Regions from separate parts of the Mus musculus genome. Here region 2 is linked to region 1. A link is a contact called in ENCODE POLR2A ChIA-PET data. All regions are on one chromosome and are shown on one strand. Each heading gives the region's core, a stretch centred on a gene start or an enhancer-like site at or near the end of the contact. The rest is flanking DNA. Distances are from core to core; before and after follow the strand shown. Region 1 holds the start of Etohd2 (ethanol decreased 2). Region 2 holds the start of Spata31d1b (spermatogenesis associated 31 subfamily D, member 1B).

Region 1 (5,795 bases), core at 1,941-4,440:
AAAGAATATCCTATGTAAAGAACTTTCAAAATGTTTCTTCCAGCCTCAGTGCCTGCCTGTGGCTGCATTGAACAGCCTCGGGGCTGTACCTTACCAGCACTGAGGAAGCAGTGTCTAAGCACTGCCCAGTGCCTCTGATGGCTGTGCACTTGTTTATACCTAGCCTAACTGCTCGACTCAGGACGAGTGCCCTTTGTGGTGGGACACGTGTCTGTCAGTAACTGACAATAAGTATTGTGTGACTTTGCTCAAACACCATTCTTTTCGTTTATGTTGGATTTTGTTTTCCCTCCTAGGTAGCCTTTCCAGTAAATATATGACTCAGGGGAGAGCCTCAGTGAAGAGGACCCAGCAGGAATCATGAGGGAAGGAACTGCAGCACTGGAAATGCCACTCAGGTGTCCGTGGCCACTTGGGAAATTAGGTTCATGGCACAGGACACAGTGACACAGATCAGGCTTCAACGTAACAGTTGAGGGGCATCGTAATTTTTTAAATTTTAATGAAATTGTTAATAAGGAAAAGAAAAATTTTAATATAGTCTAACTATACCACCAATCTCCAGAGATTTGAAGATTTTAATAGAAAGTCAACTTAAAAGAAAAATATGAGGGCCAGAATTCAATGACTACAGCGTCATGGATTTTAGTTCTTTCAAAGCACTCTAAAAATAGTGTGCTGCTCACCAGAGGAGTTAGCCCTCTTTCCCTACACATCCCCTTTTTGATTTCCAAGAGGGGATTCTCTCTGTTGTTCCTGGATCGTGGTATGGACGCACATCAAGGACATGTGGACTATACTGCTGTACATAGGGTCTACAAGCATTCTTCATGGCTCATTGTAGAAATGATAGCATGGAATGCAAGCACCTGTCAGTGTGGGCCTCGGTGGACGACCACAGCACCACTGGCACATCTTTGAGGGCTTCCTTCTCTAAGTAATTGACAGAACTGTTGTGCTCATAAAAATGAAGTCATAAAAATAAGTAGTCCTTTTTTGCTGGTTTAAAAAAGAAAAATTAAAGGAGAAAAGGACAGAATAAAAGTGCTTTTTACTTTTTATGATACACAGAAATTAGGGTGGAGAGCTTTTACAAACCTCTGAAGATCAAAGAGGCTGCTGTCTCTGCCAATCACAAGTTTGATTGGCAACCTTCTGGTCTGACTGGAGCCCTCTCTAAACTGTTAATGAACTTCACAAGCCTTTCTGAAATAGTACAGAGTCAGAACTATGCCGGTTTATTTATCATTTTGAAATAAAATCGAACTTTGAACGTGTAATTTTATCCACATTATTTTCTTATGAGTCATTAGAAAAGTCAACCAAAGCGCTGACAGTACACATCTCCTTAATAGGGTGCCCATGCTGTTCCCCTTTGATAGCTGTGCACCGGGTCTGGGGTGTGCAAGCAGGAGACTGGGGGGCAGAGAGAGAGCTTGCTAAGGACACTGGCACAACGAGGGAGACTCACGAGAGGCATATATGTGTGAACTAGACTGGTCATAGTCTAGTTATGAAAGAGTCATGTCAAAATGGAAATCATTAAGAAATTGGAAATCATGGTAAAAAAATAAAAATGGTGACCATCAAACTCATGGGTTGTGCAACCGGGGCCTCCCTGCTACGTGACGGCTCAGCTGCTGGCCTGCTTCCTTTCCTCCTGCTCAGCTGCTGGCCTGCTTCCTTTCCTCCTGCCTCTGGCTGTGAAGTGACAGCGCTGCTTTCTGGCTGGAACAGTGCCACGCCTACTGAAAAAGCGCTTAGTGTTGTTTATCCCTCTGCCCCTAGAACGGAGAAGAAATACGCAGCCAGGCCAATCTTTATACCTGGTAGTTATTTTCTACTTGGATGTTTTGTCGGTTGTTGAGGGAGAGGAGTGTACTTACCCCTAAAATTAAACAGAATTGTCATGTTTTCTTCTAGCCTTAAAAAGGTTTCCTACATTTTGATTCTTAAAAAAAATTCTGCCCAGCAGCCTGGTGTTTTTGATGGCTTATACTGATACCATTAGACAAGTGAGGCACGCTTCTCAGCGGATAAGATAGCAGGCTCGCAGCCATGGCCAAGTCAAAGCTTCCTCTGCAAGCGATCGCAGGGCCAGGGCCGATGCCCTGTTCTGTTCTAAAACAGCGGAAACTCAGAATCCAGTTTTTACAGCAGGAGTTCTGAACACCCGATCTTCACCTTCTAACAGTCTCTTGCTCACTGTGAACTGCTTTGGCAAGCTTCCTGGTAAAAGATGTAAAAGATGTGTTTTCAGTGTACAGAGAAACCCTGTCTCGAAAAACCAAAAAAAAAAAAAAAAATCAGTCTGTTTTTCTTTTGCTTCAAAGGTGGCTTCTATCTTAAGGAGAGGATATCTTCCCAAGTGGAACAAAATCCTTGCAAGAGAGAGATCAATGACCGAGTGGGGTTCACAGTTTTCAGACACTAAAAATAGAGTTGAAAACATGGTGTGCCCACTCTTTGTAAAGCTATGAAGAAAGGGTCAGAACATTTTCTTAGCTCCTGGGCAGGTCTAGGCAGAATGTACAATGTCTGTCTTACTCTGTCAGTGTTCCAGCATGGCAAAGTCCCCATTTCGGACGGGGAAACTGCCCCTTCTAGTCAGACCAGTGAGATCGCACTGGAAAAGAAAACACTTGTTCTTTCCGTCTAGACCTGAGGCCGAATCCATTTCCCTCCCTCGGCCTTCCTGGAACCATAAGGGGGCGATCAGGGGTAGCAAACCCCTCAGTACTCCCCACGCCCACCCAGTTCCCGCACGGGGCCAGCTGCTGCTCCGAGATAAAGGAGCTCCCGTTCTTACGTCATCACGGGCCGCGAAGGAAGCCGAGGCGTGGTGACAGGCGCACAGCTAATCAAATGGGACCGGCTAGCAGGAAAGGCTAGCCAAATGTGCACGGGGCCCGGGATCGGGACTCAAGAACCGATGCTAACGTAGCGCCCAGGGCGCTCGCTCTCAGAGGCTCGGATAGAGCCACCATGCCCGTGCTTCCATGCGAGGCTGGTAGCTACGTACGTGCTCAGTTTTCTTGACACAAACTGCTACACAAGAGTGACATTTCAATAACTGGAAACCTGTCGTATGGTGTCTACCCGCTTGCTTTACTATCGAAGCAGCTCCAGAGTCACAGAGCCGTGTCCCCACTTCCGGGGGGTCTGTCGTTAGTGTACGCCATACGGAAGGAGCCATCCCACTTCCGCTAGCGCAGTGACCGCGAAGCCCGCAAGGTCACAGGTCACCTCCCTTGCCTCGTCAGTGATGACGGCCAATCGGCCCGGCCCGTCACTCACCCGGACTGTCCAATGGTGGAGCGGGACGGGCGACGGGAGGCGGGGCCTGTGGCGCCTGCGCAGGAGCTTGTGGCGTCAAAGTGCCCGCCGTGTCCATGGAGAGAAGTTGAGTCCCCACGCTCCAGCCGGAGGCTGCGGGTGCCGCGACGTGGACATGTCGGCGTCGTTGGTCCGCGCCACCGTGCGGGCTGTGAGCAAGAGAAAACTGCAGCCCACGCGGGCGGCCCTCACACTGGTGAGTCACCTCGGCGTCCGCAGGGAGGTGGTGGCGGCGGCGGCCCGGGGTGCAGAGCGAGCCTGGACGCGGACTAGGGTCTCCCGGCGGGCCGCGCGCGGAGCTCGATGGGGCGGACGGGCTGTGTGCGCTGCCACCGGGCGGCCGGGGCGGAGGACGGCAGTTTGCCGCCGAGGTCACGGCGTTCCCGGAGAAAGGTCACACAGGGAACGCCGCGGCTCCGCATAACCTCCCAGGAGGCGTCAGCCCCAGAGGATCGGGACAGCGTGAGACCGGGATTCATTCGGTCCAGACGCCACCGCGGAATCCGCTCCACCCAGAGTCCTAAGAGGGGCTCTTGCCAATAGTTAGTTGAAGCAAAATAGAAGGGAGTCGTGAACAAGTGAGATAATCTGTTTATAGGATAGGTCATTGTTTGGCCCTTCAGTTTGCCCCAGTAATCACACTGCATTCTGTGTTGCTTTTCCCTCCGGGACCAGCTAGTTTTCGTCACCGCAGGTATGTCATGGATTCTAGGATTGTGCAAACTATGCTCATCTTACTGAGAATAGAGTAGAATCCTCCTACAAGTAATAAATTCCAGAAAAGTCGAGCACAGGATAGGTGGTGGTTGTTATTGTCGTTGTTTGCTTGCTTAGTTTTGTTTTGTTTTTTTTTTTAATCACCATTTGGCCTATTGCATGTTACTTGGGAAATTTCGACCCGCCCCTTCTCACACCCCCCCTCTGCCCCCGTTTCTACCTCATAAGCATACATTATCATGATCCGCTGTTTTTCATGAGAAGAAATAATTGAGTTGCCTGGCTCGCACCCTCCGTAGGCCATTCCTTCCAGGAGTAACATCTCATTTGCACAGTCCTGGCCTGTGTCGTGCTTTGTAATCTTCTGTTTCGTTATGTATAGTAGATCTCAATTCACACCCTCTGCCGCGCTGCCTAGCTCAGCTGTAGAGTCTGTGGTGTTAGGCTTGGTCCTAGAATCACCTTTCCCTGATTTTCATAGGCACAGCTGTTGGCAGGCGTCGTGGTTCGTACTTGTTTTTCAAGTGTCTGGTAAACATTTTGAACCCCAGCACATAGCAAATGCAAAAGCAACGAGGTGACCAACGGCCTAAAGTGTGAGAGAGAGATAACTAGCAAACAAGAGTAATATGAGTTAGGTATTGCTTGGCCGGTACATCAGCCTGACAGCAGGGAGTCTGACATTCTGCAACATCTACTAGAAGTCAGCCATGGCCAGGAAAGGTGTGACATAAAACATAAACACTAGCTATCTGTTAGCTGATGCCAGTCGTGGACAGAATGGATGGGCTGGCACATTGGGCTGTGTGTATTTTTAGTCAGGGTTTCTAGAACTTATGGATAGTCTATATAGTAAAGGGATTTGTTACAATGACTTAAACAGTCTGTAGTCCAACTCCTCAACAATGGTCAGCTGTGAGTGGGAAGTCCAAGGATCTAGTAGTTGCTCAGTCCCATGAGGCTAGTTGTTTCAGCTGCTCTTCTGTAGATGTAGGTTCCAACAGATGTGCTGGCAAGTAAGTGCAAGCAGGCAAAAAGCAAATCTTCCTCCTCCCAGTGTCCTCCTGTAGGTCTCTAACAGAAGGTGTGGCCCAGGTTAAAAGTGTGTACCACCTTGAACTCAGAGATGATCTTGCCTTAGTCTCCTGGGATTGAAGGTATGTACTGCCTTGCCTGGGCCTAAGCTTTTCATGGCCACTGTGCCTCAAGATCTCCATGCCAAGATCCAGGTCAGAAACTTTTATCTAACAACCTCAAGCTCTGGATTGCAGGTGAGGCCTCCAGCTTTGGATTGTGGTTCATTCCAGATAGAGTCATGTTGGCAACCAGGAATAGCCATTACACTGTGGTGTAGACTGGTAAGATCTGCAAACCCAGAATGGCTCCAGCTCACCACATCCAAAAACAACGTGCTCCTTCCCACCCCCATATATCTAGGAGTTAATAGAGTTGAATTTGCAGGGACCAGAGTCAGATGTGACTGGAGAATGTGAAAGCTGCTACCTAGTTGATGGGCAGCTTTATTTCCATCATTGTACAAGACAGAGGTGGTCAGCTTTCATGACGAGAGGCTCATCCTCACCAAGCTCCACTTGGGAGCGAGCGGTGGGGCCTAGCTAGCATGCATGTTGGTACGCGCTGAGAACCTAGTTCACTCTGTATGCACTGTAGTGTGTACACTGTACTGTAGAAGACTCTGGACGCTTAGCTTCCCAGCGCAGCCTGGTAGAGAGGGGCCCAGG
Region 2 (5,795 bases), core at 1,829-4,328, 58 kb after region 1:
CATTGCAGGAGGCCTCAGAGGGCTCTTCCAGAGAGCTGTGAGAGATATGAACATCAAGCTGTGGGGCCATGAAAGGCAGCCTATTTTGGTTGAATGAGGCTTACTCCCGAGACCCAGTAGAAAACTCTACAAGGGACAGAACAGCGAGCCACGTTCCCAGAGACAGGTGCCTGACACTACAGAGCCCTCAACTCCATAATTCTGTGACTATCAGTCATGCAGACAATATCCCAAGCTCCTGGCATTCTGGCTACACCTCCACAGTTACCTGACTATAGCCAAGTATGCTCCCCACAGTTACCTGGCAACAGCAAGATAGCCCAGCCCACTATAAAAGGGGCTGCTTGGTTCCTCCTTGCTCTTTAAGCTCTCACCTTCTTAGTCTCTAGCCCTCCTTCTCTCTCTCCCTTCCCCACTCTCTCCACGTGGCCATGGCCAGCCTCTTTCCCTCTTTCTACCTTCTTTTCTTCCCCCTACCTTTCTACAATAAAGCTCTAAAACCACAGACTGTCTCTGCTCATCAAGACCGACCATGCTTGAACAATGGGATAAGCTTTCCCCTAACCAGCCACATCTAACCTCTCGCTGGAAGGTCTTCCTGTGCTCCAGCCATGGGCTGGACCAAGGACTCTTGCTTGTGTGAGAACCACCCAGCGCCTCCCTCTTCCCTCTTCCCCCTACCCTCTCCTCCCTTCAGGCCCCCACTTGTTCTCAGCTCTTCTGCGGTGTCCAGCAGTGTGTGGGATACCCGAGGTTGAGAACCTGTTATGTCGTACTGCCCCTGGCTCACCCTCCCACCAAGCTGGGGTCCAGTGGCTTCCCACAGACAGACACCCACCCGGGGCCTCGTGGAAAGCGTGCCGCATTCTCCCATGTCTGCCCGCCCAGAGCACCGGAACTCTGGCAGGACACGGGTTTTCTCCCACTCCCTCTTTCTCCCATACCCACTGCCCAACACCAAGCTATTACTGGGGCCAGCCTGTGGAAATAAGGGCCTGCTGGTCTAGCCCATTCACACTGCCATATCCAAGGCTGTCCTCTGAGGCCTCCTACCATGTCCTGTTGCTATGTGACCCCTCCCCGGAAAGGAGGAGGGAGGCGCTGGGTCCCTGGGAAAGAATGAGGTATGTGGGGAAAGGGACCAGGGAGGAAGGGAAGCCAATCACCTTGGCTGGGTTGTCTGCAGCTCCCTCCTCTGCGCCGCTTCTCTCTGGCAAGCTCGCCCACCTTAAATAAGCAAGATAATGGGTTATGGGGAACAGAGGCAGACAGTAGCACTGCATGGGACTAGACTTAGGGAAAACACTTAGGGTCATGATTCCTGAAAGCACGGAGTAGCATCAACAAGTGCTCTGTGAGAACACTCAGAATGTCCAGAGCTCTATCTGAGCAGCAAGAGTGATTTCCTCATAGCTGCCAGCTCCCCGGAAGGGAACAGGGGACACAGTCTCAGAAGATCCCCCAAGGGGCTGTCCCAGTCGTCAAAGACTGTCACTCAGAAGATCCCCAGGGGCTGTCCCCACATGGGTCTGCCTGTCTTCCTATGAGTCTTTCCTCACAGGGCTCCTCTCTCTTGTGATTAAGGGACTATGTGTAGCAACTGACATGCTCAGATCATAAACCTGGGATCCTATGGAAAGGACAGGGTAGGGATCCCTGAGAAGAGAGGCAGAGGCAGACACCTACCTTTGAGGGTTTGCCTTCTCTTCTTCCCTTTCTCCCATAGCTGCCAACGAGAGAAGAGAATGAGCTCCGGAACTCACTGGTTATGTCTGTCTTCCTAAGAGACTCAGAATCCCACTGACCAGGCACATCTCAGGACCCACTGAGTAGCGGGCGAGACCTGTGTGCTTTATTAACTGTGGAGGTGGCAGCTTATTCACACTCGCCTTGGGAAGCTAAAGGACAGGGTGGTGTCCTTTCCGAGGACTTTACCACTGTGCTGCTCCTGGGGATGGCCAGTCCCAGAGTGGAGGACTGGGCTCCATGCTTTCTTCAGAGAGGCCTTCAACAGTCAGCACTGTGATCCTGGATCCTAACCAGTTCACCGTGGAGGAGGGTAGGGGAAGGGACAGGTGATGCGGGAGTGGATCATAGGATCACTGTCAGGAGAGACTGGTCCCATCCCCAGAACCCAAAGACTGGAGCCAAGCCACTAGGACCAGTTTCCTACTTTGTCCTGGAAAATTCAGGCACACACAGATAGGAAGGTGAATGTGGGCTCCAGAAGGGAACCTTAGTCCTCCCTGATCCCTCTCATATCTATCCTCCTCTCCCCTCCCCTCTCCTCTCTTCTCTTCCCCTCCCCTCTCCTCCCCTTCCCTCCCCTCTCCTCTCTTCTCCTCCCCTCCCCTCCCCTCTCCTCTCCTCTCTTCTCCTCCCTTTTCCTTTCCTCACCCTCCTCTCTTCCCCTCTGCTCTCCCCCTTCTCTTCCCCTCCCCTCTCCTCTCCTCTCCTGTCCTCTCCTGTCCTGTCCCTCCTCCTCTTCCTTCCCCTCCTCTCTTCTCTCCTCCCATCCCCCATCTCCCTCTTATATCCTCCCCCATCTCCCTTCTCCTCCCCTCTCCTCTCTTCTCTCCTCCATCGCTCTCCTCTCCTCTCCCCTCCTTTCCTCCCTTCTTCCCATCCCCTTTCCTCCCCTCTCTACCCCACCCCCATCCCCTCCCCTTTCCTCTCCTCTCCTCTCCTCTCCTCTCTCCTCCCCTCCCCTCTCCCCTCCCCTCCTCTCCTCTTTCCTCCTCTCCTCTCCTCACTCATTTATCCCAGACATCCCTCTGACAGCCAAGCTCACCCCACAGCCAGAGGACAGAACTACAGCCCAGCAGTGAAGTCTCTCTTGGGAACTCACCATCCTTCCTTACCTTTGGGGTGTATTTCTCTCTCCACAGCAAGTGTATAAGCAGTTTTAATATCAGGTAGGAGATGTACAGAAGCAGTAGCCCCAGTCCACTCAGAAGAGTGTAGTTGAGGTCTATGTGGTAGGAAGCTGAGCCTAGGGTCAGCCATGTCTCACTGAGGCCATTCAGAGCTGAGAGAATCTTCTCCATGGCAGCAACAGCATGGCTGCCTGAGGTGTCTGAGGCTGAGGGTTCCTGAGCTTGACTAGAGTCCCAGGCCTACCTCACAGAGCAGGGAGAGTCACAAGGGTTTCTGAGGGTGGGGAGGAGGGTGTGTCTCCAGCCCTTCCCCCACCCCCAGGAGCTCCTCAGAGCCCTCTGCCCAACCCTGCTGCTCCCTGTTTCTCTTGCTGTTTGGAGAACTTGATTTGGACCTCAGCTGTGCTGGGACCACGTGATGCCTGGGACTTTACTTTGCCGTGACATTTACTGTCCCAGGATAGTAGCGTCATCATACAGATGTCCCATACACAATGGCTGTCCCTTCCCTTAACATGGGTCTGTAACTCGAGGTTCTTTTACACATCTTTTTTCCAAATGTCAGTTAGTAAGTTTGGTGTATGAATCAGCTTATAATGTCTTTAATTAGAGGGGCAGAATCAAATCACAAAACTGACTTTTCACAAATTATCCCCAATTGGCCAAATGATATGTGCACATGCCTGTGCATGTCGCACAGAATGGATACTCAACACTCATAAAGCTTCATCAATCAGAAAAAAAAAAGTAAACTGGTTGCAGGAATTTGCAACCCCGATAAGCCTGTATAAAAACCACACAATCCAGTTATATTTATAAGCTATGTGCCTAGATCGGGCAGATCTAGTGCTTACTGACTTACTCCCCAGCTATGAGACCCTTTGGTGTTTGCAGATTCCCCAGACCATGTGGTTCTGCTCCATTCCCCCCCCCCCCCCCATCCTCTCTCCTTTCTCATTCTCCTCTCTCCCCTCTCCCAAAACCCTCAGTCCCTCCTTTCTTCTCCACTGCCCAATCACAGGCTCTAGCTTTTATTGACCAGTTAGAATAGGGAGAAGGTTCACATGAGATCACCCTGAATATATGATTGACTGGCTAGTGGGTGGGGGGTAGCCCCTCTTGAGGAAGCAGAATTAACATCAGAATACAAACAGCATTCAGGTCAACCCACGACATTAACTTACTCCAATAATACCAAGAAATTTTAGTTCTAATCATTTTATGTTTATGTTTGTGATTTAAATTTGGCTTCACACGGAAGGACTCACGAGAAAGTCAGATCTGAGATATTCAGGAGGCGGACTAAAGTGAGTGTGACCAGGAGGAGAGAGAGATTTGGGCAGAGAACGCTAAGCTTCAGGAGTGAGGGAAAGCTGGAGCAGCTGAGAAAACAGAGTTGATCCTAGGCCAGACTGGAGTGGACTAGACTGACTTGTCAAACAAGATGTCTTGGATAGAATAAGGCATAGTGGGAACTGGATAATTGGCACCATAGGGTCCACTGGAGGTCGTTGCCCAGTAGGTAGACTATGGCCAGGTGGAGAACACTGAGCACAGGAAGATGGACGCTCACTAGAAGGGCTGGACCAGAGTGGGCAATAGGCCAGGAGATACCACCACAATGGTATGAAGTGGGAAGAGGAAAATGCTGGGTCCGGTAGGGGGAGCCGGAAAACGGAACTCAGTGGGTAGACTCTGAGCTGGAGAACAGCATGCTGGGTAGAGTGGGGTCAGGAGGGGAATGTGGTACACAGGGTCACGAAGGTGAGCTGGACAAACAGTAAGGTCTGGGTGCACAAGCAGCGCCTGTAGAGTGGGGTGCTCTAGGAACAATGGAGGAGAAGAAGCGGGGCGAGTGGAGGAAAGATGTGTGTTGGTAGAACAGACAGCGGCAGTAGGAAAAGGAGGCCGCGGGTCTGTGAGACGAGGGACAGAGCACACCGAGGGAGTCAAGGTAATGCGATGGCAATGGCGGAACTATTTGAGCTGCAGGACAACAGAGTCAAGGGTAAGTCGGGCCAGGGTGTGCAGGCATCCAGGGGCATGATCCAGAATGAGCTGGAGAGGCGCACGCAACCTGGAGGGCAGGGGTGGTGGGCGTGTACGGGTTATACCGGGTAGAATCATGGGTAACGTGAGTTTTGGAACACTGCAGGGCTGGCAAGAGAGCTCACGGAAGACAGTGATGATGTCAGCTGCCATAGACCCTGAGGACTAGGTTGGGTTGAAGAAGTAAGTACTCTGGTGTGGCCTGGGGGATGGGAAGGTTTTAGGACAGGGGACATGGGCAAGGGGCAGTGGGAGTTACCAGGGAGGAGGGTGGCTGGAAAGAAGGTGGACTGGGATGGCCTGGGGAGCAGGATGGGCTGTGTTTCCTGCAGCCACCCTTTAGGTTGTGTTGGGAAGCAGGGCGTGCCGGTTGAATAAGGTCCCTGTGGTCAGTGTCAGTCTGGCATGCCAAGAAAGGCAGACTAGACTAGGGCACAGATACAGTGCAGACTAAAATCCAGGGAGCAGCAGATTTAGGGGACATGGGGTGGACAGGCAGGAAGAAACAAGGACCTGAAATGTACTGGGTGAAATGGAGTGGGTTGGGGAACGGGGTATATTTAATGGACCGTAGTGGGGATGAGCAAGCTAGTAAGCAAGAGATGGGAAGTCAGAGAGAACCCGTGGGACAGGCAAGATGGTAGCTGCCTCAGTCAGGGTTTCATTCCTGCACAAACATCATGACCAAGAAACAAGTTGGGGAGGAAAGGGTTTATTCGTCTCACACTTCCATACTGCTGTTCATCACCAAGGAAGTCAGGACTGGAACTCAAACAGGTCAGGAAGCAGGAGCTGATGCAGAGGCCATGGAGGGATGTTATTTACTAGCTTGCTTCCCCTGGCTTGCTTGGCTTGCTCTCTTATAGAACC

What was found. ChIA-PET counts read pairs that join two places held with the same protein, here RNA polymerase II (POLR2A).
Region 2: POLR2A ChIA-PET joins it to region 1 with 18 read pairs in embryonic stem cell. The contact joins the promoter of Spata31d1b here to the promoter of Etohd2 in region 1. POLR2A ChIA-PET finds 5 or more read pairs at or near these places in 3 of 5 experiments (Patski and embryonic stem cell).

What each region holds. Positions count from the first base shown.
Region 1 is chr13:59,767,361-59,773,155 of GRCm38, reverse strand. It overlaps Etohd2 (ethanol decreased 2), which reads right to left and starts at 3,190. Exons shown (of 2, transcript NR_015349.3): 1 at 2,810-3,190; 2 at 1-2,229. Isca1 (iron-sulfur cluster assembly 1) reads left to right here and starts at 3,367. Exons shown (of 4, transcript NM_026921.4): 1 at 3,367-3,532. The coding sequence starts at 3,452. It overlaps Tut7 (terminal uridylyl transferase 7), which reads left to right. Exons shown (of 27, transcript NM_001373962.1): 27 at 297-1,280. The coding sequence ends at 364.
Region 2 is chr13:59,709,567-59,715,361 of GRCm38, reverse strand. It overlaps Spata31d1b (spermatogenesis associated 31 subfamily D, member 1B), which reads right to left and starts at 3,078. Exons shown (of 4, transcript NM_001167593.1): 1 at 2,862-3,078; 2 at 1,687-1,726; 3 at 1,167-1,227; 4 at 1-35. The coding sequence starts at 3,047. It overlaps Gm40972 (a long non-coding RNA gene), which reads left to right and starts at 4,148. Exons shown (of 3, transcript XR_873547.2): 1 at 4,148-4,884; 2 at 5,032-5,108.